2 separate regions of the Mus musculus genome follow, and region 1 is linked to region 2. The links are chromatin loops, found by intact Hi-C in ENCODE. Cell type or tissue: left cerebral cortex. All regions are shown on one strand. Links, peaks and the distances in the headings refer to the core of each region. The heading gives the core; the rest is flanking DNA. Region 1 holds the start of Ankrd34b (ankyrin repeat domain 34B). Region 2 holds the start of Msh3 (mutS homolog 3).

What was found. Hi-C counts contacts between places; a loop is a spot of excess contacts. Peaks named below come from ENCODE experiments on the same cell type or tissue, not always from the same donor. Only the 100,000 strongest peaks of a DNase experiment are listed, where the experiment ranks them.
Region 1: a loop joins it to region 2, with 4 times the contacts of the local background. A loop is called at or near these places in 4 of 42 quality-filtered maps.

What each region holds. Positions count from the first base shown.
Region 1 is chr13:92,416,192-92,431,850 of GRCm38, reverse strand. It overlaps Ankrd34b (ankyrin repeat domain 34B), which reads right to left and starts at 5,882. Exons shown (of 5, transcript NM_175455.4): 1 at 5,650-5,882; 2 at 4,631-4,775; 3 at 2,999-3,081. In left cerebral cortex, for the core only: no CTCF peak of the experiment used is centred there; DNase peaks (open chromatin) are centred at 3,156, 4,859, 5,972 and 7,936; H3K4me3 peaks cover 1,767 bases; H3K27ac peaks cover 856 bases.
Region 2 is chr13:92,350,804-92,364,982 of GRCm38, reverse strand. Msh3 (mutS homolog 3) reads left to right here and starts at 9,980. Exons shown (of 24, transcript NM_010829.2): 1 at 9,980-10,220; 2 at 11,641-11,758; 3 at 13,532-13,752. The coding sequence starts at 10,083. Dhfr (dihydrofolate reductase) reads right to left here and starts at 10,200. Exons shown (of 6, transcript NM_010049.3): 1 at 9,639-10,200; 2 at 9,284-9,333; 3 at 6,951-7,056. The coding sequence starts at 9,724. It also overlaps the pseudogene Gm19308. In left cerebral cortex, for the core only: CTCF peaks have their summits at 7,154 (motif pointing left) and 10,245; DNase peaks (open chromatin) are centred at 7,094, 9,910 and 10,251; H3K4me3 peaks cover 1,832 bases; H3K27ac peaks cover 597 bases.

The sequences.
Region 1 (15,659 bases), core at 3,053-11,052, 70 kb before region 2:
ATTTCCAGTGTCCTTCCGGAGCTACCCACCTTGTTACTTAAGGTAAGTACCTAGGGATCTCTGATAAGGCTAAGTTTAGCTGGCCAGAGAGCCCGGGATCTGGCTGACCCTCCTTTCCCAGTGCTGAGATTTACAAGTGTGCACCTTTTATGTGGATACTGGAGACCAAACTCAGGTCCTTGGATTTACATGGCAAGTACTTAACCAAGTGAGCTGGCTCCCCAGCCTTGAAATTATGTTGGTTGCTGACACTGGCCTGAATACCTGGGCTCCAGCAATCCTTCTGCCTCAGTCTCCAGGGTATCTACAACCATAGGCATGTGCTTCCACACTGAGCTATAATGGCTTCTTAGTCCACTTGAATTGTAATATTTCATAGGGCCATCTGTTACTGTTGAAAGTTCAATGTTTTTAGAAGAGGATTGTCAGATACATCCCTCCCCAGAGGTTATGACCAAGCTCTCAGAGCATCATCGTACAGTCACTGCCTTATTAGACCAACCCTGTCTTTAGGCCTTCACCCTCTCTGAGGGGGTCATTACCCTTGTCAGATCAATCTGTAAACCCCAAACCTGACAGTTGAATATGATCTCTCTCTGTAGAGTGTTTGATGAAGACTTCTCTTGCCTGGAACGGTCTTTCCTCCCGTAGGAAGCTCCCTAAGAACCCAGAGCTGAGAGCGTGTGGACATGCAGTCAGCCCATTTGCTTTCCTCCTTTTACTGACACTTTCTCAGTGTCATTGCGCCCTTCACATAGTTCACAGGTCAACTGGAATAGGTTCAGAGTCAGACAGACCCAGAGCTCAATCGTAATGTTCATAGATGTTAGCTGTATGCCCTAGTCAAGCCTTGGCCTCCTGAAGGGTTGGCTCCATCATCTGTGGAGTGACAGTCTTATAATAGGTATGCTGTGTGCCCATGGAAGTGAACTTAGCACCTGACGGAAGGTTTTCTATTGAGTCTCCTGCTTGGTTCACTCCTCTTTTCAAGAATTTTATCTCAGAATTTAACCTTCTCTTTCTATTGCATCCCAAACCCAAAGCCCTTTAAAATAACAGAGCTGGGAAGAGGACTTGGGGAGTAAAAAAGTTACTTTGAGAGCATAAGGACCTGAGTTTGACTCCCAGAACTGATGCTAGAAGAAATATGAGCATGGGAGTGCACGCCTGTAACCCCACACTCAAGAAGCAGAACTACACAGATCCTGGGCCTCACTGGGTCAGCAAGTTAGCCCAGCCTACCTGGTGAGTTCCCAGTTAGTGAGAGACTTTAAAGAAATGGTAACAGCTAGGGAGACATCTTAGTCTGTAAAGGACTTATTGTGTAAGTGGGAGGACCAGAAGTCAGATCCTCAGCATCCACATAAACGTAGGGTGGATATGGAAAGTGAAGACAGAACACAGACACACAGACACACACACACACAAACACACACACACACACAAAGGCACACTCACACACATACACACACACTCACACACAAACACACACACTCACACACATACACACACAAACACACACACATACACACACACAGAGGCACACTCACACACATATACACACACACACATACACACACACAAGCACACATACACACACACAGAGGCACACACATACACACACACACATACACACACACACACACTCACACACATACACACACACATACACACACAAACACACAGAGGCACACTCACGCACGCACGCATGCACATAGACCTGTAAGCCAACATGTGCTCACAAATGAGCAATGTGCATAAATATATGTATGCACACACACACACCATGCACACATACCACAAAATAGACAGTGCCTGAGAAATGAAACATGGTTTTCCTCTGGCTGCCAAATATATATATATATATATTTATGTGTACCTGCACACACATGACAACATACAGATATACACAAACTAACTAACTTTAAATTACAGATGGACTATTGGAAATGACTTTTTTACTCTGTAAGTAATGATTCATCAGATTGAGTGGAATCTGGTAAGAATTTCCTAGATTTTCCTTATGGGTCCCTACATTATTAGACGATTCTAATTACTAAGTAGTTGTATAGATCCTTCTTTCTATTTTATTTCTTTCTTATGTTTTATTTTATGTGTATGAGCATCAACTATATGTATGCCTGTTATTTTATGTGTATAAATGTTTGCCCATATGTATGTCTGTACTGGTGCCCTCAGATGCCAGATTAGGGCACCCGATCCCCTTGAACTAAGAGATATAGGTAGTTGTGAGGAGCATTGTGGGTCCTGGGAATTGAACCTGGGTCCTTTGGAAGGGAGGCCGGTGATCTTAAGAGTTGAGCCATTGCTCCAGCCTCATTTCTGGTTAAAAGTAGGTCTTTAACTTTAGTTAGAATACATCACTGTTCCCTGCTGGTTAAGCTTCCACTCAAAATTTTTATTGGGAGGACTCAAAGGTATATACTTCCAGGGACAAAGGCAGCTAGAGGAAAGGTGTTATCGAATGAGCAACTTCCAATAAGCTTTGGAGGGAGAGGAGGGCTGTCAGAGTGATCAATGCTGCCATGTATATAGTATATATGACCCTTGACCTATAGGCCCCAGTAGGCCCAGGCACCATGCATGCAGGGTGGCAGTGAGGCAGGCACAGGGCAAAAACCAGAGGTGGGTTGAAAAATCCATGGGCAGATCATCTGGACTTCCCGATGCTGCCCCCACCCTATGTAATTGACAACCAGTTTCTTGGGCAAAACCCCAAAGACTGGCCATATGAACAAATTGCTCAGAAAGATCAGAGATACTAGAAGCATCAGATAGTGTGGACAGAGGGGGAGTTTGCAGGCTGGAGCTGGGATTCCCAGCTCTCTATTCTGCCACCAGGAAACTAGAAAACAGTCAAAGTATGGCACCTTAGACTCAGGGGCCCTTGGGGGAAAAATATCTGTTGACAAATGGAGCAAACCATACCTACACTCACCCTTCCAGACACCCACTCTGAATGGAAATAGAAAGTTACCTGAAAACATCATCCCTAATTTCATACTTGGGTTTAGTCTCTTCTCTCTTTGGATGAGGTTTCTGTCAGCCAGCTGTCAGCTCCTACCAAAAGAAATCAGAGCTATTCAGAGGCACATAAACACGGACGATTTGTTGCCTGCATCTCTCCCATTTGAAGTTGAGTGTTTTAATTCCTTGTTTAGAAATCCCTACAGTGTTCGGTTTATCACATTTCACCGACTCTGAGTTTGTAAATGAGTCTGGAATGGATCCCACGCACAGCAACCTAGTCTGTTTGCAGGCAGGCCCACCCCTCGGTGCTCATCTGCTTCAATCCATATTTTGTACAGAGAGTAGGAAAGGTGATTGGACTCTCCCAAGGTCATTCCTTCTTTCTGCCTGTCTGGAGTACGGTATCTCCCTGCCTGTTAGATGATGGACATCCCACGGCAGGGCCCAGTTGGGGTACCTGATTAGTGTGGTACCCAGCATGGTCGTGCTATATGTCTGACATGCTTGGAAAGCCATCTTGGAGCTGATTCCTCCTATTGCCTTTGTCCTCCCACCGTCCCCAGCTTTCTATTCATTAGGACAGGAGAGAGATTTTCCTTTGTGTTCTCTCTTATAAAACAGTTGTCTGGCTGTGGAGCCATAAAGTGGGTATATGACTCTAAAGCTCAGAACAGTCCTTTCTCTTATCCTAGTTCCTGCCCTGGTGTGAAATGAGTTGGGGAACCTGGGCTCTTCCAGAGTTACCAGGTTTGGGAGTGTATTGTTCCTAAGTGGGGGTGGGGTGGGAGGGGAGGCAATAGCTACATTACTGTAGATGATTGTGAGTTTAAAAATCGGGAGGCATTTACTGCTTAGGAATTCATTAAGTACTAGGTTCCAAATATGCATCACCCAATACAGGTCCTGCTTATGTGAGTCCCCTGGACTGGTGGGACCTAACAGGGAGATGTCAGGTTTTACACACCAATGGCATCTCCATCTTTTCTTAGTCCCAGAATCATGTAAGCCTTTAAAAAGGATTTCTTACTCCTGTTTGTTTCCTGGTTGCTTCCAAGCCCTGCATCTGCTCACACAGGGGTGCCTCCACCATCATCCCCAAGTTGTTTGAAAATTAATTTCCTTGCAGAGGTGAAGGGCAGAGTTGCTGCCACAGTCCAGAGGAATAGGGAGCCCACGGGTCCCACGGAAGACTACAACCCTGAGCAGGAGCCAACCAGAACTTGAGGCTTGCAGCTTTCTCTTCCCAGTCAGCTCTTCAAAATCACTGTCCTGATGGGCAAGCAGTCCAAAGCCAGACAGCAACTGGAATGAGGCCAGCCAGAGGTCATAAGCAAAATGTGTCTGTTCCCAGCAAGCAGAGAGTCGGAGCCAAATAAAAGATGCACTGACTGCCCAGGAAAAGTCAGCTTTCTTGGGTCTCCAGTCTTCTAAGAAATATTCAGGAACTGCCCACGGGAAGGAGTTAGTTTATAAGGTGTGCTGTTTCCCTCACATAGCTACAAAGCTAGGCTGGCTCCCATGAGCTCCTCCTGGGGCTAGGTTATGGGTGCCTAGATCCCATCTTCTCTTCAGAAGATTCCCTCCCTCAGCAGAGACAGAGACGGGGGAGGGGATGAGGATGGGGGTAGAAATTGCAAACCTGCTCCTCCAAAGTGTCTGGGAAGCGGCGAGGTACCAAGGTGGCTGGATTTCCAGACTGTTGAGTGTGCAGGCGGCGTGTCTCCAAGGTCCGTGCCTGGTTTCCTCAGATTTTCCCCAGTTCAGGAGAGAGCAAGTCCAAGGTGCTGTCGGAGAAGGGCAAAGGAAGGTGACTGGGGCGACAGCGCTGGGGCGCGGATGGGGGCGGGGTGCTCATTTCGTCGCCTCCACTCCAAGCCAGGGCAGGCAGCTGCCCAAGAAAAAGGCTTGTGCCGGGAGGCCCTGGGCAGTGGTCCCCGCGTAGCCTAGCACTCGGCCCTCGCTGGGGAGATGGCGTGCCAGAGAGCAGGCAGCACTGGTCCTCCGCCCGGGCTGGCGCCGTTCCTCAGCCCGCTCTCCGCTGAAGGGGTCTGGATGCCCGGTGCCAAGGATGTGCGCACCCGGGAGCCGCAGGGACCGGACTGCCTACCCGGCGACCCCGGTTCCTGCAGCCCGAGGTTGCAATCGGCTCCGCGGCCCCAGCCCGCGCTCCGTACCTCCGCTGCCCAGCGGCCACGGGCACCTGCGGCCACGCGCTCCTGCCGGACCCCGCGACCCGCGCGCTCCACTGGCCGAGTGCGCGCCGCTCCCGCCACGGGGCTCCCACCCCGCAGCCCTGGGCCCCGGGCCGCTCCTCCCGCGTCGCGAGGCCCGAAGGCGGCGGAATCCGCAGACCCGCGGGGTCCGAGCGCGAGCCGCCAACCGGAGCTGGGGACTTGCGGGAACCCGGAGGCGCGCGGCGGGGCGCGGGCGAGCCGGAGTCTCCCGGGAGGCCCCTGAAGCCCGCTGGCCCTCGGTGGCCCGTAGTGGTCCGCGGTAGCAGGGTCTCCGTCCCCACACTGGCAGCTGCGGTGTCAAATGTGCGGCAGGTGCCTGTTCGCGGGGCGCACCGCGGCCACACGGCCTCGCGACCCTCGGTGCCTCAGTCTCGCAGCTGTCACCGCATCCCAAAGTTTCCCCAAGTGCAGCGGGCGGACTGACCTGGGACGCGCTGTCGGCTCGGCAGTGGTCCTTCACCTTCCTGATCGGCTCCTGCTCGGACGCTCCGTCCGAGCTGGGTGACTGTCGACGATTCGGCGGCGACTGCGATCTCAGTCCCCTGTCCGTGTCACCGGGCCCCCGCCCCTGCCCTGCAGACACAGGCGGGCCACGAAGCGCTGGAGCGGGAGCGGCGAGGCGCGCACCTCGCCAGACGCGGGGCTGGCGCTTCCGCTGGGAGTGACGCGCCCGCGCTCCGCCGCGCTGCAGGTGGGGGCGGCGGGCCAGTCCGGGCCCCGGGGCCAGAAGATGCTCTCCGAGGCTCCGCCTCCGCTCCTAAGCCCCGCCCCGTCTCCACTCCAGGCCACTGAGCTTTGACAGCTGCGACTGGTGGGAGAGCGAATGGGCAGAGCCCAGGTAGCCCAAGAAAGATGACGCCCCTCCCCACTAGTCCCCGTGCCCTTGGTCCGGGTCTGCGTCCACGTTCCCTTCCATCCCATAGCCATCTCGTTGGTCTGAGATTCAGCCTTCACAGGTTCCTTCCCCCACTTCAGGTAAAGCCAGAGCCTCACTAAAGAACTGAACGTTTGTAGGAGCAACCGTTTTGTTTTTATTTTATGAATTTATAATTTCATTATACTCTAATTAAGGCTTAATGGAATAGCTAACAAAATTTCGCAAAATAAATTTGAGGTATTAAACTCCACAGAGACATGAAGAAAAAAGGAAATTATGTAAACGAGATAGTTTCAGCTTTTCATATGTATTGAAGGAGGTGAGAATTCAAGGCCAGCCTGGGCAACATACTTGCCTAAAATCAAGCTAGTCTGTAGTTTTTCCATCCCCAAAGGGGAAGATAATAGACCCTTTGGCAGACTTCCTCTGCTTAAATAAAATTCCTGTGAAATGGTTCCTTATAAACATTTGTCACATATTCTCAGGACATGTTGCACCAGAAGCAGGCTCTAAGAAGGTGGACTACCTGGGGTGGGTCACCCTTTGTTCACACACCTTTGGGGAGTCCCAGAAAGGAGAGAGCAAACTTTTATGAAGGCATGGGTCTTTTCTCCATCTCTTTTTAACAGTTTTATTAGTATATACACAGCATGCATATTAAAAGGTGTGGACCACAAGTCTAATGATTTGTGTACAAACTGAAGCCAACAACAGAACGTATTACCAGCAACCCCAAAGGTCCCCTTATGTCTGCACCCTGGGAGGACTGGTGGCTCTGCCAGCACAGAACGGTTTTGTTGCTTGTGTGTTTTCTAACATCATTGGGAATATGTCTCGCTGCCTGGGTCCCCCCCCCCCACACACACACACCCTCGTTGTTACACTTCAGACAATATGTTATGTATGACTGTGCTTTTCTCCTTCTTTTCGTTCATTGTGTCTGTGTGTCTCAATTTGTTTTGCTTCTGGGAGACATTTAGGGCTATTCTCAGGCTTGGGAAAGTCCACAGACACTGCTATGAACACAGCAGGTGACATCTCCTGCCCACCTATCTGTAGACACAGTTTTGTGGGGTACACCTGAGAGTGGAACTGTGACTCATGACATCAACATGTGTTCAGCCTCTGTGGATGTTACCAAACCTCAAAGTTTATCCAGTTTTCACCACTACTTTATAAGTTCTTTATTGATTGCTCTCACAAACGAATCTCATTGATAATTGACAATCACCACATTTAACACAGTGCAAATTTATTTACTTGATTATAGTTACGGAAGTCAGAAGTGCAAACAGCTTTAATGTTCCTGAATTCAGCAGAGTTGCAGGGCTGTGTTGATTCTGGAGGGTTCTTAGGAGAGCGTCTGTTTCCCCTGCTCCTGGCTTTCAGAGGCCCTTTGCGTTCCTTGACTAGTGGTCCCATCCTCCACAATCCTATTCAGATGTCTCTGTGTCTATCTGTTTGTCTCTGTCACTGTTTCTGTCTCTGTTTCTGTCTCTGTCTGTTTGTCTCTATCTCTGTCTCACTCTCTGTCTCTCTCTCTGTTTCTCTCTGTCTTTCTGTCTCTCTGTCTGTCTCTGTCTCTCTGTGTATCTCTCTCTGTTTCTGACTCTCTGTATCTTTCTTTTCCCCTAACTCCTCTGCTCTGGCTTGTTTTTTTTGTCTCCCTCCGCCCCTCAGCTTCCTTTCCACCCTCTGACCTCCCTGCCTTACTTCTCTGTATTTGCACTGGGCTTCCTTGGATAATCTGCCATCTCGAGATTCATAATTTAATCACACCTACAAAGTTCCTTTCCCCACATAGCATAACATATTCACAGGCTCCAGAAATGAGGCTGTGAACTTCTTTGGCAGGCTATCATCTGGCTTCCTCCACCCACCACTGAAGTACTGGAAGCTATTTGCTAGAGACAAGAGATGTCTGGGGGTGGGGGGGGGTGGGTGACGGGAGTAATGAAGCCTGAAGGATTTTCCTGTTGACCTGGTCCTTACCAGGTCAGGAGATGGGGCAATGCTGAGAAGTCATCCTTCCTGGTCCACTGTTCCTGGGAGCTTTCATAGAATGAGAGTCCAGGCTGCTTTGGGCTAGAAACACCTATGCTGAGCAAAAGGCTAGAGAAGGCGGACCTGCTTTATCTAATGTATGGGATGCTGTGGTCTGAATGTGTTTCCCACAGTGCTACATTGAATTATAACTGCAATATTTGAAGATGGAATGCTTGGGAGGTGATGAGTCATGGGAGTATGGCCCTTAGGATGGGTTAGCACCCTTGAGAAAGGGCCTAAGGGGGTAGTAAGCTGGTGTCTGGGCATCCTCCACATGTGACAGGCAGTGCTCATTCTCTCTAAAGGACGTGCAAGCAGCACTGCTGGAAACCACAAGAGCAGCCCTGGCCAGATGCTGAGCTTCTAAACTTCCCAGTCTCTAGAACCCTGAGGGGCGCTTTTCAGTTGTCCCCAAGCTCCTCAGTCTGTGCTATTTTTCCTAGGGCAGTGTTAATAAACATTAATAAACCCTGGGACAGTGGGGCTAGGGACAGCAAGGAGACAGTGGCTAACACATTCCATGTGTACCTTGGGCAAAGTGTGTGGTCAGTGGAAAGTGCCCTGTTCCAGGCTGTGTCCCTTTTCATCCTCCAGCTCTTGGACTCATGGAGGAACTGTGAGGACTGAATTACCATAGCAGCCAAGGTGAGGTGTAAGGGCAGGAAGGGATGGCCTCTGTCTTGCTGGTCCCCAAAGAGGGCCCAAGACACATAGCTTAAGCTTAGTGATTAAACCCAGTGCAGCAGCTGTATCTGAGAAGGAGAGAGGGGTGGATCTGCAGCCCTGTTTTGCCAGCAAGACCACCAGGGCTCCAAAGTACTCTTAGGAGGGAACCAGGAACAGGGATTGCTGTGTGACTCTTCCCTGTGTCCTCCGTGCCACCACACCTGGTAAGGAGGCTTCCTGGAGTCCAAGGAAAGGAGTGCTGAGGAGATAGAACAAGGCAAGGACTGAAAAGCTCACTGAAGGCATCCTGCATTGTGGGTAACAAAGTGGGACATCTAAAATGGAAGACTCTTTGTGTTCACAGTTTTATGCCTTTCAAGATATGTTTTAAGAAAAGTAAGGGTAGATGCTTGGCTCTGATGAGTATCTTTATCATGAATTCCTCAATCTATGTCTGTCTTCTAGAGATAAATTTTGGTCTGTTGACAGAAGGGTTGTTATAAGTTCGTGGTCAGCCTAGGCTACACCACAAGACCCTGTCCCATAACAGACCAAAACCCCAAAAGCAAACAAACTAAATAAATGGGATGAAAATGCTAGAAAGATTAGCAGTGAGACTTAACGCTTCTTTCCAAAGATTGTGCTTGAAGCCAGAGCTGTTGTGGGGGATATATCTCGGCAAGGAAGTGTCTACCTGGTGTGCATAAGACCCTGGCTTCCATGCACCCACGCAGTCCAGCAGGGCTTTGTCCTGCCAAGCCACAGCTTCTAGTGTACTCCGTTGAGACTATCTAGCACTCCTTGTAGGAAAGAAAAGATGTCCGGAAAAACTGGCTTCATAACAGCTTCTGGGGTTTTTCTAAATAGTAATGGGATACAAATTTTACATCTAATCCTTGGTCCATGTGCTGGGGTATTTTTCTGGGCTGGGAGCTGGGCCTCTGCAACCCAATGCTTCCCAGCAGGTGCACAGCATGGTGGCTCTTAGGGCTTGAAAAATGTCCTTCAGAAGTGAGAGGCCCATATTTTTTTTTCTTCCAATACATTGGCCTATTTGACTTTTTATTAAAAGTCTCTGGTTTCCCAAAGTTTAGATGCCAAAACTTTGTTTCTTGGTCTTTACAGATGGTTTAGTAAATGGCTTGTAGTGGAGATGCTGAGATGAAGTTATCTGGTTTCACACACTTCAGTGGCTACGTGAAAGTTACATCCCAGGACGTAGAGACTCAAGGTTGTATATTTAGACTGCTGAGCATCAGGGTAGAGAAGCTGATGCATGGGGAGAATCTTGGACAGGAAGACAGGCAGGCTTAAGGACAGGGGCGTGATCCTTGAAGAGGGACAATTGTCCTATGAATTCTGGAATGTCCAGGAGTAGACTCTATATTTAAAAATCAGTTTAAATAGCTTTGGGTCAATTTTTGTACTTTATTTAAGTAGGTCTACAGTTCCCCCCCTCATAAGTTTGGGATAGAAGCAACTGACTTCTTTTTCAATCATATTTAGTAGTTTAGGTCTCATGTTCACAAAATGGCTACTTAGCTTTTTCACATCATATCCATAGTGCAGGCCTGACAGATCAGGGCTAAAATGAAGAAAATGAATGACAACTGTGTGTCCTTTGTGTGATTAGAAAAGCAATATACTTCCTGACTTCCTGCCTGACTTGAGGTGTCTACTCACAAGCTGAACTGGACCACAGGCTGCCTCTACCTTGAACAGAAGCAATTGTTTTCTCTTCCCTGCCTTCCTTCTTCCCTCCCTTCCTTTACTTCACTAAAATGCCAATGGAATCAGAGTCTGTCAGTAAAAAATGCAGACTAGCATATGTATCCTGCTATATGTACCCAGGATAGCTATCCAACTAGTCTTTGAAGTTCTCACTTGAACAATGGACCTTATCAGCTCATAGAGGCTCCTAAACTAGAGGGCTGCTTTGAATATTGATGAATTCATTTCCATAAGGCAGAATTGCACTGTAGAAGTAGGTAAGTCCCCCAATAAAGGGGAGGCTCTATACATGCTTCCACAGTGAGTATGGCCCGACACCAAGCATTGCTGTTCCAATGGTGTTTTTCTTTTGCAAGAGAATACTACAATCTGATAGTCACTCTACCTGTGAGGATTTGGAGCCGAGCTGGGACTTTTGGATGATAGAGCACGTCTCAGAAACCTGGGACTGAGTCCCAACGGTGTCTTGGTCTGGGGTTGAGCAACCTCTTCCTTGTGGTGCTAAGTCACCCGCAAGAGCAAGAACATTGAGGAAATTGAGCTATGGTGCTATTTCCCAGCTTCCCTGATGCTGACTAGAGAGCCATGTGACTAAGGTTTTATCCATTGATGACAGTGCTCAGGGAAATGTTGTACCTTTTCTCCCTTGCTCCTCTGACAGAGGGAAAGAGGTGGTTGAAGCTGCTCTGTGGCAATGGCAGAGCTGTCAGAGGGGTCTGAGTCCTGGATGGCTTCATGCGTGGAGCTGAGCACTGCTCTGGTACCTATCCTAGATTCAAAGCAGGGAGAGCTTCATGGCTTCATATGAGGTCTTTACATTTTGGAACTTTGCATTCTATCCCTTTATCACAACTAATATAACCATATCCATGATTTAAAACAGTATCTTTAAAAGCACATTTGCTTTTATAACATGTGTGAAGTATTTCTGGAAAGATGCATAGAAATTTTAACTAAAGGCTCTGTAGGGAGACGGCAACTGAGAGAATGGGAGATGGTGAGGGGAGGAGGCCTGGTTTGTTTTTGTTTTTGTTTTTTTGTTTATACTCCATGTCCACTTAAACTTGTTGAGATTTGAACAGGGTAAATGTAAGACTTATTTCAGAAATGAAGATGCACTGTAATTTGAAGTGTTGTTTGGGGCATCTTTACACTGGCCAGCAGTCAGCCTGCACAGCTTATCTCCCTGTCTCCTAATCTCATGGCCAGCAGCAGGAGAAAGGTGGTAGGTAAGGCTGGAAGATGGGGCAGCAGCCTGGTGTCTGGCTGAATGGCACAGGGCTGCAGTGCTCTGCCCAGCACAGCTCCTCTGGGTGCCGGTATCTGGATGGCTCGTCTCCCATCAGATTCTTGTGTCCGCTTGCAGGAGATGATCACTGCATGCAGATTAATGTCCCTCCCATCTCCTGAGCATCCCTCGTTGCAAGATGGTATCTTTTAATATAAAGCATTCTGAGCAATTCATCCTGAATTTTTGATTGCGCAACACGGCATTCTGCAGTCACCTGATGAAGTCTCAGTGCCCATCCTCGAAACAGGAGTGGATGCTCTTGCCCTTATATCTTATGTCGAAATGAGTGATTTATTATTTTCGTGTTCATGACTTTCAAAAAGACTTCCACTTCAAGGCCAAGCGTATAATCTTCAGCTTTTTTCTCCCGAAGCACAAAATGGAGGTTTCGTATTTAATGTGGATGGGGAGGGGTGAGGGGGGCACTGTAAGACGGACAGGAGCCCCAAATCTAATGAACATTTGAAGTAATTGTGTTATTCTTGCTTTCATGCAATGGTTTGTGTTATAAGCCATGGACCCTGGAAAGCACGACTCCCCTTGCTGGGGCACACCGCAGCACATCCCCTTCTTAGAAGTCCTTGGACTCCATTATCTTCCCCCAAGAGTGTTAGCCATGTGGATTGTTCAGTAAATTAGAAAGCCAAAAAGATCCCCATGGCTTCAGAAGCCACCTTTTTCTGATTCCCAAGTTGAGCCATTCAGGAGGCGATGCATCGTGTATACTCTTTTATAAACTGATTACATCAAAGCAGAAACAAAACCTGGGAGCAAAGGGGTCAGATGGGAGGGACAAGGGATAAGAGGCACGGTGGCAGGATGCAGTGGAAGATGCTCCCATGCATGAAAATGCTGTGTGTAACACTGCGTAGTAGTGAGAAAGTTACTTGCCATTGGCATTACTCATTTGAATTATTCCTGTGGTCTTCGCTGCCCACCATGCTGGGATTTATGGTGGAACTGTATGGCCAGGCCAGGCCTTCCTAGGATGACTTAATATAGTCGGATTAGATGTTGCTGATTCCTGAGTGTGTCCAGCATTTGACTGTCTCATGCCTCCCAGATTTATCATGAACTGTCTCCCTGTTACTGAGGCTGCCTCTGCAATGTGGTCATTTCTCTAAGGAACTTTCCATGGCCAGTCCTGCACTAAGGTGTGAGTCCACGCCATAGGAACCAGGGCTTTGCTATCTCTGCCGTCTGGCCCAGTGCTGGATCATATTAAGTTCTTGTGACTACAAATTGCATCAAATATACAAGCAGAATAAATAAATGAACCAAAAATGGAGATTCTTCTGTACAAAAAAAAAAAAAAATGGCTCTCTGACAAAGATTAGCAAACTATAACCATCATGAGTCAAATTATATCATGGACCAAATCCAGCCTAATTTTGTAAGGCCTGTCACTAAGCATACATTTGCATCTTTAAATGATTGGGGAAAAATAGAATAAAGCTGATATTGTTGGTGTCTAGGAATCACCTCACAAACCACATGACTCCCGAGCTCAGTCAGACAGGGAGAGTTTATAGAGCATACACCCGAAAACTGGCCGAGCAGGGCAATGGTCCAGAGTTGGGAACCGAACCATGACATTGAGTTAAGATTCTACAGGGTTTTAAAGCTCCAAATCCACAAAAATCTATGTCAAGTTAGTTCACCATTCCGGATTTAGAAATAGGGGATTTCCTTAGGACCATGTCTGTGTTGTACACTTATCCTGCTCCCATTGGTTGGGTATTCAACTGTGGCAGAGGACTTGCCTTGTCTAACATTTGTGCCCTAAGTTGTCTAACATTCACGTCTTAATGTGCCAACCAGGATGCCAGCTACTCGTGTACATGTCTCTTTCTGCCAAGTAGGACGTCAGTTCCCAGGGAGGTCTTGGGAACTTAAACTTAGACACCACTCAAAATGGAAGTCTTATTCCAAATAGTTTCTTATATGAGTGCAGGTATCTCTCCTCCCTTATGTTGGGTCCATCCCAGGGGCAGCTTGTAAAAGCCAATACCTTAAAAGCTTATACATAGGTGAAGGAAGTGCTGCTGGGTGGTTGGTTTGGGTCCAAATTAATTGCGGGTAACTATACAGAAGAGTTCTACTGACTTCTAATGTAACTGGTTTCCAAGGGCACAGAACATAACAGAATATGTAACCAGTCTTGGCATTAGACAGTTTCCTTATAATGGCAGGCTAGCAAGGTAACTGTTACCTAGGCCTTAACATTGTACCTAGGCCTTAATATTTTACCTAGGTCTCAAAAATATGTCACATGAAATTATACAAAATTGAAATTTCAGTGACTATCAGTAAACTTTTACTTAAGCAGCCAAATACCCGTTAGTTTACATAATACTTACTGTTACTTTTGTACTATCATGCAGACTTGAGCAACACATTCTGATTCTTCTTTTTATTTATTTATTCATCTATCTATCTATCTATCTATCTATCTATCATCTATGTATCTATCTATCTATCTATCTATCTATCTATCTATCTATCTATGTATCTAGTACTACTAATATAGCCCAGTGTTGAAATCTCTGCCTCATTCTCCTCAACACTGAGATTACAAGCAATCCACTTCTAATCAAGGCTCAGTCCATCATCTGGATTTTTTGGTGGTCTCCATATGGCACAGGGAAAGGAGGCAACAAGAGAAGCATCAATGAGATAGATGCACTCAGCAGGAAGGAGTGAAGGCAGGTAGGCCCAGCTGCTTCAGCCTTAGACAGCTTCATATTGGGGCCCCTATCAAAAGATGCTGCTCAAGCTTGAGAAAAGCTTCCCTCTCACATAATTTTTTTCAGGCATGTCTCTTAGTTCATCCCAGGATCAATCAAACTGAAAATCAAGATAAGCTACCATACCTACACATATCTAAATCACAGTGCACTGTTATAGGAAAAGTAACACCAGCTTTGCTCAGAATTTTCACCCAGAATTGGGTACCAGGTAGAGTCAAAGGCAACCTGTACTCAGAAGATGGTTTCTCTTCTGATGACTCATTCATTCTAAATATTCATTTTGTCACTCAGAGGAGCCATGTAAATTAGTCACTACACTGATGAATATGTTTTCATTAACCAGAGCACCCAGTGGCTCGTATGAATCAGTGATAAGATGAAGCGATGCTGGGATACCTGCTCAGCCCTTAGACTGCTCGCGGTGTAATTAAAGCCTCATGATGGGTGAAATTTGCAATCATGAATGAGGACGCTGCAAAGTGAACAGTCATCACTGTCCAGCACCCAAACTGCTTTCCCATGTTGGCAAATTGAAGATGAGGGGAAGCCAGGTTCCCCTCTGCAAGTATGCCACTCCAAAGACTACAGGTTTGTCATGATGAGTGCTTTGAGCTGCGGGAGAGCACGAGGCCGTGAAAGCAAATCTCTTTGGCCTCCTCCTCCTGTCTCCTATCTTCTCTCTCCCCAAGAGCAGGTCATAGCAACCAGAACTCCTCTTTCCCAAGACGATTAAGAGAAACTAGAACTCTTTCCGGCCAAAATAAGCCATTAAACCCAGGGAGGTCACTCCTCCAAAGACTCTCACTCCATACAAGTCCTGCTCTATGCCCAGGAGGAAGGGAAACACACAACCCAGGAGACTTGAGCAGGCAAGCACTGTCGGCCTCTCCTGAGTCTATTCCCAGTAGGTTTTACCTCTTTCTTTCTTTCTCCATCCCCATGTGCATGTTCATGTGTGTGTGCTCATGTGTGTGTTGTGGGTGCATGGTCACATGTGTATGTGTGCTCATGTGAAGGTCCAAGGTTGATGTTAAGAGCTCTCCTCCATTAATCTCCCACTCATTCAGTGAAGC
Region 2 (14,179 bases), core at 6,180-14,179:
GATGTTTAATGGCAGAACCCACACAGTGGCTGTGCAGATGTTTAATGGCAGAACCCACACAGTGGCTGTGCAGATGTTTAATGGCAGAACCCACACAGTGGCTGTGCAGATGTTTAATGGCAGAACCCACACAGTGGCTGTGCAGATGTTTAATGGCAGAATCCACACAGTGGCTGTGCAGATGTTTAATGGCAGAATCCACACAGTGGCTGTGCAGATGTTTAATGGCAGAATCCACACAGTGGCTGTGCAGATGTTTAATGGCAGAATCCACACAGTGGCTGTGCAGATGTTTAATGGCAGAACCCACACAGTGGCTAAGTAGATGCTTCGTGAATAGTTCTGTCAGTTTGGATACTGACCTGATTAAATATTAGACAGAGAATATCCACACGATTTTGAACACCTGAAGCAGCATTCAGATTGTTAATGTATGTGGGAAAAAGAAGTCATATTTTGAACAATATGGAAAGGAGAGAGAGTGCTTGAAAATGAGCTTGTTACCAGTTATATAACTAATACTCGGCAAGGAAAATGTTAAGTAAACTCACTAATTATGCTGACTAGATCAATTTCAGATCTCATATTTGATGGTGAGGGGAGTTGCAGTTCCCTTTATAAATGAAGAAACTTATACAACCAGGCTTTTATAGTGATTAGATACAGAACAGAAATTACTAATTCAATGTCAACTCTTAGCTGGTGCTTTAAAAGGATTACTTACATAATCGCCTTGAACTGGTAGTCGTAACAATGATTAATCAAGGACTAATGGGGACTATTCATTTTCCTGGTGGCATTCTCCCTCTCTTCTTGGTTTCTATTTTACTTTTCTCACTCTTTGTCATACGTAAGGGAATTAGGATAGAGCAAAAATATATTTAGACTTACAGTGGAAAAACAAAACAAAACAGCGGGGACCGAAGTAAGTTAAATGAGCTGAGCTATCACAAAAGGTTATCAGGGTAACTTTAGGGACAAGACTGGATACGGTGGTGTTCAAGGACAGAACAGGAACTAGAGGGAGGAAAGATTTAAGAGTCATGGAGAAGATGATCTGGTTCATAAATCATCTATGGTGACTGGAATGCTGATTAAGGAACTGACATAGTCTAAAGCTGAGAGCAATATGCTCTCTACAGGGACAGGAATGTGCTTGCTACGCCTGAGGTCCTGGGTTTGATGCCGAGTACACACAGGAGAATAAGAAGAAATCACCGACGAAGTCCTGAACTTAACGTGTAACCCAGAGCTCCCAAGAGCAAGAGAGCGTCCCAGGTCTACAGAGGATTTTCTTTCTCTACTACTTTTTCCTGACATGTTCTTCAGGATCTGGAGTCTGATTTAAAGTCACTCACAGCTAAACAACTTTTATGCTCCTAATTTAAAAAAAGGTTCATGTAGAAAATGTAGTGCCTTCCAGTAACCTTTGCATACTCAATTAGTATGAAATTTATCCTGTGTAAAGAGTGAACAAACTCAAGTCCCTTACTTCCAAAACAATTCCTCCATGATTTCTCCAAAGCAGAGTGGCTCTCATGTCTTCCTGGTACCTTGGGCTTTTCCAGCTTTCAAGTAACTGTTGATTGATGCTCTTATGCACAGGTCTTAAATAACAATTGACCTATCCAGGTTATCATAGCCAGTGCTTCATTTAATGAACGGCTCTTTTCTATCTTTAGATCACTCTGGCTCTTTATTTTAGGATATTTTCTTGGTCATAGTAACTCTCAAGGCAAGTTTTCAGAAGAAAATGAACCTCAATTAATTGTAATTAAATAACAGTCTTGTAATAGGTTGGGAGAAACTGAAGAGAAACAACCTGTTTGATACCGAATTAGATCCTAGAATAATAAAGAACAGCAATGGGAGGCCTGGTGAAATGTGAATAAACTCTAGTTTATTTAAAACACCAACCCAAATCAACCGAACCCAAGATAAATTGTTGCTGTGAACTTGAAAGAAAAGGGGCGGTTATATGAATTCTGTGTCAAGAATTGTGTGGACATGGCTGGTATTCTGTTTCTTAACTAGAATTACGATGTGTAAGTAGATGTTCAATCTTGAAACAATGTTTACAATGTGTAACTCATTAGTCCATTTAGTAGAACCAGTCTCCCATGTAGCTACTAGATAGTAACTTAGTTTCTAATAGTCCAAGTAGGGAAATATACAATATTTCCTAACTTCTGATATACAGAGTTGAGTCATTAGGATGGTCTTATTTTTAGGACACCCAAAGACCACTTATTCTGTAAAGAGTTCTCAGCTTCTAGGTTGGCAATAAAGGTTTAAAAAGTCCTTTTACCTATTGCGATGGGATGGTAATGAGACAGAGGCCAAAAAGCATGAAACCAGAATAGGAAGCTGTGCAGAGGTGAAGATACGTGGTGATAATCTGTGGTGGGGCAATGATAGTGCCTGACTCTGCCACTGAGTGTCAACACGGGAGAACCATGCCCCAAAGCACAGACCCAGCACGCTTCCTTAGAGATCACTGCAGGCTACAGTGAAGTAATTTAACACATGAAAACTCAGAGAAAGTTGAGGGTAGGAAAAAAGTAACTTAAGGTGAGGTTCAAAATACTAATAAGACAGTAGTGCAGTCTCTAGTCACCTAGACTAAAGGAGAGGGTACACGTTGATTTAGGTAGAGAGATTCATTTAATTCTTAGTATTCAAGAAGTGAAAAAAAAAAAGTGATCTACTAAGGTAAAAAGTGAGATCATGAGTTTATTCACTGTGATCCCATTAATGTTAGAAGGCAAAAAGTTGGGCTGGAGAGATGGCTCAGCAGTTAAGAGCACTGACTACTCTTCCAGATGTCCTGAGTTCAATTCTCAGCAACCACATGGTGGCTCACAACCATCTGTAATGGGATCTGATGCCCTCTTCTGATGTGTCTGAGGACAGCAACAGTGTACCCACATACGTGAAATAAATAAAATAAATCTTAAAAAAAAAAAGGCAAAAAGTTTATGTACTATGAAGAAATCAATACCATTACTGTTCATTTTTATGGTGCTAGGGCTCAAACCCAGGACCTTTATGCATGCTCCTCCTCCAGCCCCTAATATTAATATTTTCTATAAGCTACAAGGCAGTAAGGTTAGGACTGGTATCTGCTAAGTACTGTGCTGGGTTCTTTCTTCTGACTGTGATAAGAAACTTGAGCCAATCAGCTTAAGGCTGGAGAGATCTAGTTTGGCCGGCTACTTTGTCCTGAGATAACCACGTCAGGAAACATGTGGTAGAGCAATGAGACACCCCTTTGGAATGGATCCCCTTCCAAAGCTAGGCTCTAAATGATCCATCTCCCCCAGTCAGGCACCAGCTCCTAATATTCCTTCAGTTGTAAAGTTATCAGTAAGTTGATAAAGTTAGTTTCAGTCCTCATGATTCAATTACCCCCACCCCACTCCCACAAGTCCATCAACTAGAACAGATTTCTGGGGACATTGAAAATGCAAACCATAATAGGTACCTTTCGTGAGTGAGACACTTAACATGCAGAATCCAATGAATCCTGAAAAAATCATCCTAAGAGCGGCTTTATTGATCTCATTTAGTGGGTAATACAGTTGAGGTTCAGCAAGCTCCACTCAGGACCTGCCTACATCCCAAAGCTGCCTGGAGCCAGAGCTTAGCCCTGAACGGGCGATATATGTGGATCAGAGGGAAAGGCTTTACGAAGAGGAGAATGTCATAACTAGAAAGAATCATTACACCATGAAACTTAGAAGAGCTTTTATAAAGATGATTTGCAGTGTGCTAGACAATTTGTACTGTGTTTGTGTGTGTGTGTGTGTGTGTGTGTGTGTATGATATGTTACATCATGGAGGCAACTGAGATCTCTAAACATAATTTCTGGAATATAGCACTGATTCAAAACGTTTTTAATTTTTGGGTACCAAGCCCCCCCCCCCCCCCACTTCACACATACACAGTTATTTTTTGTGACTGTCTAACTCTATAGCCCAGCATAGCATCAATCTTAAGAGCTTTCATGGCAAAGCCTTTTAAGTGATGGAATTATGGGTGTGTGGTACTATGTCCTCCCCTACTAAAAACTTCAGCCCTCCTCCAAGTAAATCAATGTATCCTTCTAGGGTTAAAAGGTGACTTCTGGTGTGCTCCGAGTCATGCGACCATTACCACGGTCTTGCCCTGTCAGCAGGCTTTGTTAGCCCCATGTCAGTTCTATTAAAGTTACAACTTGACTGCCTAGAAAGCTTGCAGGCACTCTCCTCTCCATGCCTTAGTGACTTTGGGGGTTACCTTGAGGATTCAGAATCTCCCCCTCTGGAGTTAGAGGCTAAAACCCAAGTTCTAGTAAAAGCCTGCATAAGCGATAGTGATTGCCATGGGTAAAGCTGTTCTTGTGATACAGGACCTGGCGGTGCCTGGTCCCAGCTATGAACAGAGGTAAAGTGACAACCAAGTGGAGAACCCAGAGATTGAAATTAAAAAAAATGAACCCTAATAACATCTCTAAATGATATTTCAACTTCTCCAGCATACTTGAAAATAAAAACCAAAACAAAACCCCCAAACCAAAGCACTTCAGTCAAGATTATAATGTTGACACAGAAAACAACAAAATCCAATTACATACACCATAGGGGGGTCATAAAGAAAAAATTAGACTCATCATTTGAGGAGAAATGCTGGTTCAACTGAACATCTCCCCCACTGAGATTTGTTAATGTTTATTTTAGCTCAAGCTGGCCATAAATAAATTTGAGTAGTATTCAAGAATATGTTATTAAAAAGCCCTGGGGAATAGCAATATAGCCCATGAATGCAGACTTTTTTCAAGGCGAGAGATCACCAGAATATCCTAGCAACCAAGAAAGGGAGCAGCATGAAGATGGAGGCAGATGGTGAGAGGCACATCACATAGTCCCCATCAGCAGAGGCAACCAATGCAAATGTTTGTATTTTCTTCTAATTTTTAACCTATGCCATTGTAGGAGGCATGTGGGAGGAACCCTACATAAGAATCTCTTAGCATGCAGCTATGGGGAGAGCTTTCTCTTCCTCCCAGGGCTGCTCTAACTTCTCATTCCGATGCTTGTCTTGCAGATGTGGTGACATCTATGAGGACTTTGGTTTAAACCACCGAAAGGCCTTCAGGGTAGAGCTCAGACTTCCCAGAGTGACCAGAGCACCCCTGGAAAGTTCTAGCTTGCTCTCCCTGATGTGTGCTCTCCACAGTTTTGGATTCATGTAACTGCACCTCCCATTCGTGAAAGCCAACCCCCTACAATGAAGCTCTTATATAACTATAGCTTCTCTGGGTGCTTCTCTGGGTGGGTCCTGAATAAAACACGTGGGAGTGACATTCTTGACTGCAGTTCAAACAAGCAGTGCCTGGTCCTCTAACATGGTGCATCATTGCTGATGACTACGGATTAAGTTAAGGAAGAATAGTCAATATCCTGAGTCCTAACTTTCCCTTAGATTGTTGTCATCTGCTGATCAAAAAAATCCAAACTAAAACTCCTTTGAGATCCAGGAAGTTATTTTATTAAGTAAAGACTAGTAGCAACAACAATTTCAAAGTCATGGTCAAGGTCAAAGGACCAGATTTGACTTCTAGCTAATCTTATTTACGTACCCTACCACCTCCAGTCCCTTTTAAAAAAAAGTTAGTTTCATTAACCTTTTGTGTGTTTGTCTATAACACTTACATGAGTGTCTGTGCACCATGTGCATGAAAGCATGGAGCCTTGGAAGCCAGAAGAAGGCACTGTACCATCTAGGATTGGAGTTAGAGCCAGTTGTGAGCTGCCACATGGGTGTTGGCAATCCAACTCAGATCCTCTAGAAGAGCAGCTAGTGTTCTTAAACTGCTGAGCTATTTCTTCAGCCCAACCACCTCAGGTTCTTAGGACATTTCCAGTCACAGAGAAGGAATCATCTAGTCAAATGTTACTTTGGAGGAAATGAAATGTCTTGGCAGAAACCAACTGCAGACACTCTTTCTCCTGAAGATTCCTGGGCCATTTTAATACACTGAACTACTTCACCTCTGACACTGTACAAAGAACACACAGTATCTGGGTATTGTAACTAACTAGAGACAATAGAGTACATGACCATGACCAGTCTCTGCAAGTCCTTCATATTTTACTGTGTCTAGAATTGATTCCAAAAATGGGATAGCCACTTCAATTCGCTGAAACTAAAAACATAGGCACTTTTAGATTGTGAAACGAGAAACCAGTTATAAATCTTATAACTGAGAGCTAGGTCTATAGAAAAATGGTTTAAAGGAACCTGCAGAACTGTTTCCATATTTTTTTCTAATTCTTAAGGTGATAAAATCAAGCACTTAAAGGAACAGAATTAAGTTGCCCCATAGTGTAAGTGGCCACTCAGTTTCTATTGTTGTAGTAGGTAGTGTGGTTCAGTGGCTTAAGCAGATGATAGCGTCTAAGTCTCTTAAGTATGTTGGGTAAGTTCTGACAGTACCAACTGGTTTGGACAGTGAGTGAGTCATTTATAAGGCACTGGGAGGATAACACTGTAAAGTATCTGTTGTGCAAGTATGAGGACCCAAGTTTGATCCCCAGCACCTGGTTCAAAAACGATGACTGGCTTGGTGTTATGCACCCATAATTCTCTCTGTGGATCAGCAGAGACAGGATTCCTGGATCTTACTTACTGGTCAGTTAACCCAGACTAATAGGTGAATACAGACCCCAGCGAGAGACCCCATCTCAACAAAACAAGGTGGACAGACCCTCAGGAAGGACACAGAAGAGCAACATTCAGGTTTGTTTGCATGGATACATGCATGCGTACCTGCCTACATACTCGTGCACGCACACACACACGCACACACACACACAGGTGTTCATTCTGCCTTATCCTGTTATGTACTGATTTGTGCCCTGGGAAACAGATCACTTTTCTTGTAATGAGCTCATGTTATAACACTTACTTGAGTTCTCTACTGAGAACTATATTAATTCTGTCCTTTAAAGGTCGATTCTTCTCAGGAATGGAGAACCAGGTTTTCCTACCCATAATCACCAGATTCTGTTTACCTATAATACCAAGCAGAAAAGATTATCAGAAAATACACATATATTGTCAGTGACATACATAGGCAAGACGATTGTCATAGTGACATCTAGTGGGCATCCTTTAGAAAAATTAAGACAAACAGCTTTACCTAAAATTCAGATTTAGTTCTCATTAACTAAATATAGTTCAATTTTTCAGTTTGGCTCATGCAGTTCATATCTTTTACTTAGGTTTTAATCCATTGCAACCATGCATAATTTCAGTCCACAGGGCTCAGGTTGACTGGATTTTGTAATTCACTTGATATCCTTACATGCTTTATTAGTGTCTAAAGTGGAGAACAGGTTCTAATCCTGGAATTCTTGAGATTGAATGTGTTCACCATCTTAAACTACTTGTCTCTGATTCATCTATCCCAGAGAAATAATACCTATCTCTATGTATATTTAAGATCATCTCTACCTATCTATATTCAGAGGTCAGGGACCTTTGCAGAAGACAGGGGCAGAAAACATGTAAGAGTTGGTAGAAGGGGAAGAGAGCTGTGAAAGGCTGACTTTCGGCCACGACAGGGCTCACATATGTATGCATCAGTTCTCATCTGGCTCCTGCACAAGATCAAGCCAGGCAAAATTCAAGTATGGAGGAGGGTTCCTGAGGCCCCTCCAGTAGGTATTGGTGTTGATGGCTGCTGGGAGATGGAGAGCCCATCTTCTGGTCTGGACTGATTGTAGATTGCTCACATCCTAGTCAATGGCCACACACAGGGTTATTAATAACAAGTAGAACATGACTTAGGGAAGGAGAAGGGGACTCAGGGGGAGTGAGAAGGTAAATGGATACAACCAACATAAACTGGGTAAAAATATAAAGCTTTTATATTTTTGTGTAACCCATATGCACAGGCCAGGCAGTGTGACTGGGTGTCTTTATCTATCTTCTTGAGACAAGTTTTCTCACTGAACCTGGAGCCCACAAATTGGCTACAGAGCAAGCCCCAGAGATCTTTCTGTCTGTGCCTCCCTAATGCTGGTATTACAAATGTGCCACTGTGTCCAGCTTTTTATTCGGGTAGTAGGATTTGAACTCAGAGTAGACTGTGTTAAGATGGCATCTGCAGCTCTTCTTTGGCACTGCCTACAAGGTGGCTGCCATCTGTTTTGCTGCATCATGGCTGTTCGCCGGCCTCTGGTGAAGCCCAAGATCATCAAAAAGAGGACCAAGAAGTTCATCAGACACCAGTCAGACTGATACGTGAAAATTAAGGGAAACTGGAAACCCAGAGGCACTGACAGCGGGGTACAGAGAAGATTCAAGGGCCAGATCCTGATGACCAACATTGGTTACAGGAACAACAAGAAAGCCAAGCACATGCTGCCTAGCGGCTCTAGAACTTTCTGGTCCACAATGGCAAGGAGCTGGAGGTGCAGCTGATGTGTAACAAATCTTGCTGTGCTGAGATTGCTCACAGTGTGCCCTCTAAGAACTGAGGAGTCATCGTAGAAAGAGCAGCACAGCTGGCCATCAGACTCATTAATCCCAACGCCAGGCTACTCAGTAGAGAACATGAATAGGTGGCTTGTGTGCATGTTTTGTGCCACGCCCCCAAGATGGCATTTGTCAACCTGTCTACACAGTGACCTACTATGTTCTCTACTAATGTTCAACATCTACACTGCTGACTTCTTTTTCCCATCAGCTCTGCCCTCCTCTCCTACAATGATAAGCAATAAGCAAACATGTCTGTTAGGAAGAATTACAGCGAATGTCCTTACAATCACAAGTAATGGGAAACTGCCTTATAATTATTGCACACCACTCCCCATTCTTTTAAAGTCAGTCACCCAGACTGCCTCACTGAAGACCACAGCCTTCATCCCACCGTGTCTTCCTAAAGCCAACAGATTTAAATTATTTTTAGCCTCTTCTCCCCTGCATTTTTCTCCATTTACTCAAGTCTTCTGTCTTTCAGTAACAATTCTAAATACCGGCTCAGGTCTCTATTCAAAGTGCTAAATTTTGCTGCCGATTCTGCCCAGTTATATTCGAGCTATATGCACTTGCTAACAAAATTTCAAACATAGAGTATTCTAAGAGGATGTTTAATAAAATCTGGGAATCGCACAAAAATTTCTAGCAAGAAACAGAGATCCCAGATTCCCAGGGGAGACTTTCTACTCATACCTCTACCATGTAAATCTTGCTTCAAGCAAACATAATTCTCATGACTTAATTACTCTACATTACCTTCCACTGAAGAGGTTGTGGTCATTCTTTGGAAGTACTTGAACTCGTTCCTGAAAGTTAGAGAAACAGTTAACCCGTCATGTATGCTCAGGCTCCATTCAGCGACGAAAGGTGCAAGTCCGGTGTGGGTGTGGGGGGTGGTGTTGCTGCCCGCTCAAGGACAGGACTTTGCTCCCGGCCAGGGAGCCTGTGAGCAAAGGCTGGCACAGCAGGGGGATCACCGCGGGAACCGGTAGCTTGGTCTCTGGCTGAGGCCGGTAGGCCTACCGCTCACGCCCGTCCCGCGCGTCCAAGCCAAGTGCATGACCCTACTCAGTGAACCGCCTCAGTTTCCCGAGCCCAGCCCGGCCAATACCTGAGCGGAGGCCAGGGTAGGTCTCCGTTCTTGCCAATCCCCATATTTTGGGACACGGCGACGATGCAGTTCAATGGTCGAACCATGATGGCAGCGGGGATAAAATCCTACCAGCCTTCACGCTAGGATTGCCGTCAAGTTTGGCGCGAAATCGCAGCCCTGAGCTGTGTACCACTTGCGCAGCTTAGGCCCCGCCCCCACCAAGGCCCGCCGCGCATCCTATTTGTGCAGCTAAGGCTCCGCCCCTACCAAGGCCCGCCGCGCATCCTATTTGTGCAGCTAAGGCCCCGCCCCCACCAAGGCCCGCCGCGCATTCTATTTGTGTAGCTAAGGCTCCGCCCCCAAGGCCGGTCCCGCACAGGTTGAGGCGTGCGCGCGCGCAGGCGCGAGAAAGTGCGGCCGCGCGCTCGCGCTCCTAGCAGGCCGGCTCTTCTGCACACTGCAATGCCCCGCGGGAAATCCGCGTCGGGAGGCTCTACTGCCGCCGGCCCAGGCCCGGGGAGGCAAACGGTTCTAAGCCGGTTCTTCAGGTCTGCGGGAAGCCTAAGATCCAGCGCGTCCTCCACGGAGCCAGCAGAGAAGGTAAAGTACGGCTCCGCGGCGCCCCTAGCGTCCACCTAGGCGAAGGCCGTCCCGGGCGGGTTCTGTCTGGGACGGGGCGGAGCTAGAGGGCGGGGTGGGGCCGGACCGCTAGGGGCGGGGTCAGGGTGGGGCGGGTGCGTAGCCGTCGTGGCCGGAAGCGGAGGCCTTATGGAGAGCTTATTAATGGTGGGTAGGGCTAAGGGGCGGGGCCAGGGAAGGCTTAAGGTGGCGGCTTCTTCTGGTCCTTGTTTTAGTTGACTTTTTTACCCGACCAGCGGTAATAGATTTGAGGTCTTGGTGCTTCCAGTCGGTAGCCGGAACCCGAGCCAGAAACTTCTATCGTGGTGAATGGCGAGGACTGGCCGGCCGGCCCAGGATGCGTTTTTTAACCTCTGTTCTTCATTCTTTCCTTTACATTTTCCCTACTGTATTGATGGTTGAAGAGGAGCTTTATTTACATATGCTTGCTTGGCTGACTAGAAGAAAGCTGTCATTAAGGCTAGTTTCTCAGAATTCAAAACCATGTGCTCTGTCTTTCTGATCCCCGTGCCAGAATATCGTTTTACTGTACAGATTTCCAGTGTAAGCATTTAGATGGATGAAGTTTCTGTACATGCTTATAGTTGGCTACTTCCTGTTGCTTGCAGCCCATCAGATAGTTCAAAGCAAAGCAAAGAGAAACAAAACCAAAACCCCATCGTGATACTGCCACAAACACAGGCCCAAGGATGTTTCCCACACTAGCTGGCAATGTGTCACACTTGTTCAGGGTGAGTTAAGGCCTCGGTCATTTCCCAGACTGAAGATGTAGAAGGTGATTGTAACGGGCATCTCCTGTATTTTACTGCAGTTGCAAATCAGTTTAAGAATCTTAACCCATTTCATTTATATTTCTTTCCAATACTGACTAATGCTCTACTCTCTCTTTTTAAGGCTTTTTTTTTATTTCTGTACATTCACTAAGATTCATTTTGCACTCACCACTGAGAGGATATTAGGCAAAAGTTTTAAGTTTTTCATAGATTATCTGCCAACAGATAGTCTCAGGACATCTTTTAATAGTGAATGGAAGCTTTGAAACAGGAAATACATTGGTCGTTTATTACTCCTCTTCCTTCTATAATTTTGCATTTTGAAAATAGATTTTTTAAAATTGATCTTGTAGAAGTATTTTATTTAACATATGAGTAGGAAAGTAGAGAATTCCACATAATTTTAGTAGAATGTGAGGTAATGAGAGACTGTTCCTGCCAGTTTCTGTCTCTGATGGCAAAAACAGTCACCCCCAACAGCCTTTTCAGAGTAAAAAGTAGAGTGGCAGGCAGGAACTTACTATCATTCTGCAGCAAGGTTAAATAACTCCAGAGACTTCAAGCTTTAGAATAGTGTTAATACACCATTTCCAACCTTCCCGATACAGGTGACAGAAGGTGACAGCAGGAAGAGGTCACTGGGAAATGGTGGGCCCACTAAGAAAAAAGCAAGGAAAGTTCCAGAGAAGGAGGAAGAAAACATCTCAGTAGCAGCTCACCACCCTGGTGAGTGCCAGAGACTAAGTATTCTCAGCTGCTGGCTTCCCCAGAAGGCAGAGGGGATCATGGGAGTGCTGAGCTTTGTTTTCCTGTGTAGGGAAGGAGCCCTGCTGCTCCTCAGCTGCTGGTTGAGAGGCTAGGCCCACAGAGGAGCTCAGTTCTCTTAGTAGTTCTTCCAACTTTCTCTTTTGTTCACTATTGCTGTATTTTTTAAAAAGTGTGTATGTGTGTTTTGCGAGTGTGTGTGTGTGTGTGTGTTGTGAGTGTAGATGCCTGCATAGGCACGAGGCATGTAATCCTCTGAGAGCTGGAGTCACAGGTGGTTATCAGCCATCTGATGTGGTTGCTGGCAATTCAGGTTCTCTGATGGAAGGGTGGTATGTGCACTAACCACTGGACAATCTCTCCTGCCATGTTATGTTTTAAATCTTGGTTATAAAGATGAAACATTTGCTAATGATCTATTTATCACATTTATTTGTGTGTGTCATAGTACATAGGTAAAAGAGGTCAGAGGACAATTTGCATGAGTTATTTCTCTCCTTACGTTGTGTGAGTTCTGGCTTTGAACTCAGCTTCTAAGACTTGTTGGTAAGCACTCTTACCTAGGAAGCTCTCTTCCAGTCCCCAATGAGCCTTTGCTGCTGTTGTTGTTGGAGACAGGGTTTCTCTATATAGCCCTGGCTATTCTGTAGACCAGGCTGGCCTCGAACTCAGAAATCCACCTGCCTTTGCCTCTTAAGTGCTGGGAGTAAAGGTGTGCGCCACCTTTCCCTGCCCCAGCGAGCCTTCTTATTATCTATCTTAACTCTTTCATGTTTGACTTCAAGAGCTGTACTGGTGAACAGAGCCTCTTCATGACCTATACCTCTAACCCTGCTCATGACCATCTTGTCTCCTGCATCTACCATTTTGACTTTTTCATCCCTTTTATTTCTGCATCCAGTCAGCTTTGGCTCTTATCATTTTCCTGGGATAGTTTATAACCAGAAATTCTGCATATTACACCTTTCCAGAGAAGTCTCTAGTCCGTGCTGAGTGGGAGAAAGGCTCTCAGAGCTTGAAGGGTGAGAAGAATGTAGGCTCAGTTTACTTTGAATCAGTTCTTTTTATTTCAGAGCTTTCCAGACTCCATGGTGGCCCCATTCTGAGACTTAAGCATTTTGTGTTGCCAATTGAATTGGCTTTTTGCTTTTCTAAGGATTGGGTGTGACTCTTGTGTACTGAATTAGTGACTATACATCAGTTCCCTGTCTAGCTTCATATACCTGGCCTGTCTGTCATTATACGCAAAGAAACAAGAAGCAGAGTTCCACTAGAGTTCTGCTTTTTAAAATTAAAATTGCACTGCTTATTCTTTTATTGTGTGTTTATTGTGTGTGTGTGTGTGTGTGTGTGTGTGCGCGCGCGCGCGCATCTGTGCATGGGAGCCATATATGTGTAGAGGTCAGAGCATAGCTCGAAGGAGTTGGCTTTCTCCCCCCATCTTGTTGTTTCTGGTCATCACAGAACATAGGTCATCAACTTGGTGACACCATTCCTGCAGAGCCATCTTGCCAGCCTCTTTGACTATACTTCTCTGTGGATTTCATCAGTGAATGAAATTATATGTATGCTTAAATGGGTCATCTTTACCTTGAACATGGTGTTCTTTATCACATTATAGCTAGGTGCATTGCTCCAATGGGAATGTCCTTCTGAAAAATTCTATGCAAGTTATGAATTGTCCTAGTGAAGCCAAAATACTATTGGTGTGTTTTTTTCTTCATATTTCCCAAGAGGCAAAGAAATGTCTGAGGCCCAGGATTGTTTTAAAGTCCCTGGAAAAGTTGAAAGAATTCTGCTGTGATTCTGCCCTCCCTCAAAACAGAGTCCAGACAGAAGCTCTTCGGGAGAGACTTGAAGTTCTGCCAAGGTGTACTGATTTTGAAGATATCACTCTGCAACGTGCAAAGAATGCGGTTTTGTCCGAAGATTCCAAATCTCAGGCTAATCAGAAAGTATGTAACTGCTGCGTAGGTGAATAACTAGTCACCTGGGTTCTGAAGTACTTTTCGCTTCTTTGAGGTTACACAGGAAAATAAATGGTTTCCATATCCAGTCATCCTTGCTAGATGAGAGAACATTTGTGTCTTAGCTTTTCTTGCTTCTTTTCAGCATTTAAGAGTTTTACTTTTATTTGGGGGAGAGTAGTTGGTTTTGTATTAAGACACAACACCTACAGGCAGTCCTGCTGTACTGTGTGGGTTAGGAACATTCATGTGGGGTTGCTTCTCATTGGCAGTTTACATATTTTGCATGGGGAATCCCAGTGGGCATCATATACGTGGTTTTTTCAGTTGAAGGCTTGGCAGATACAGTCAGTTCAGAGGTAAAGCAAATGAGTATAGGCTTTATATAGATGGTGACCAGCTCTGCATTGCAACA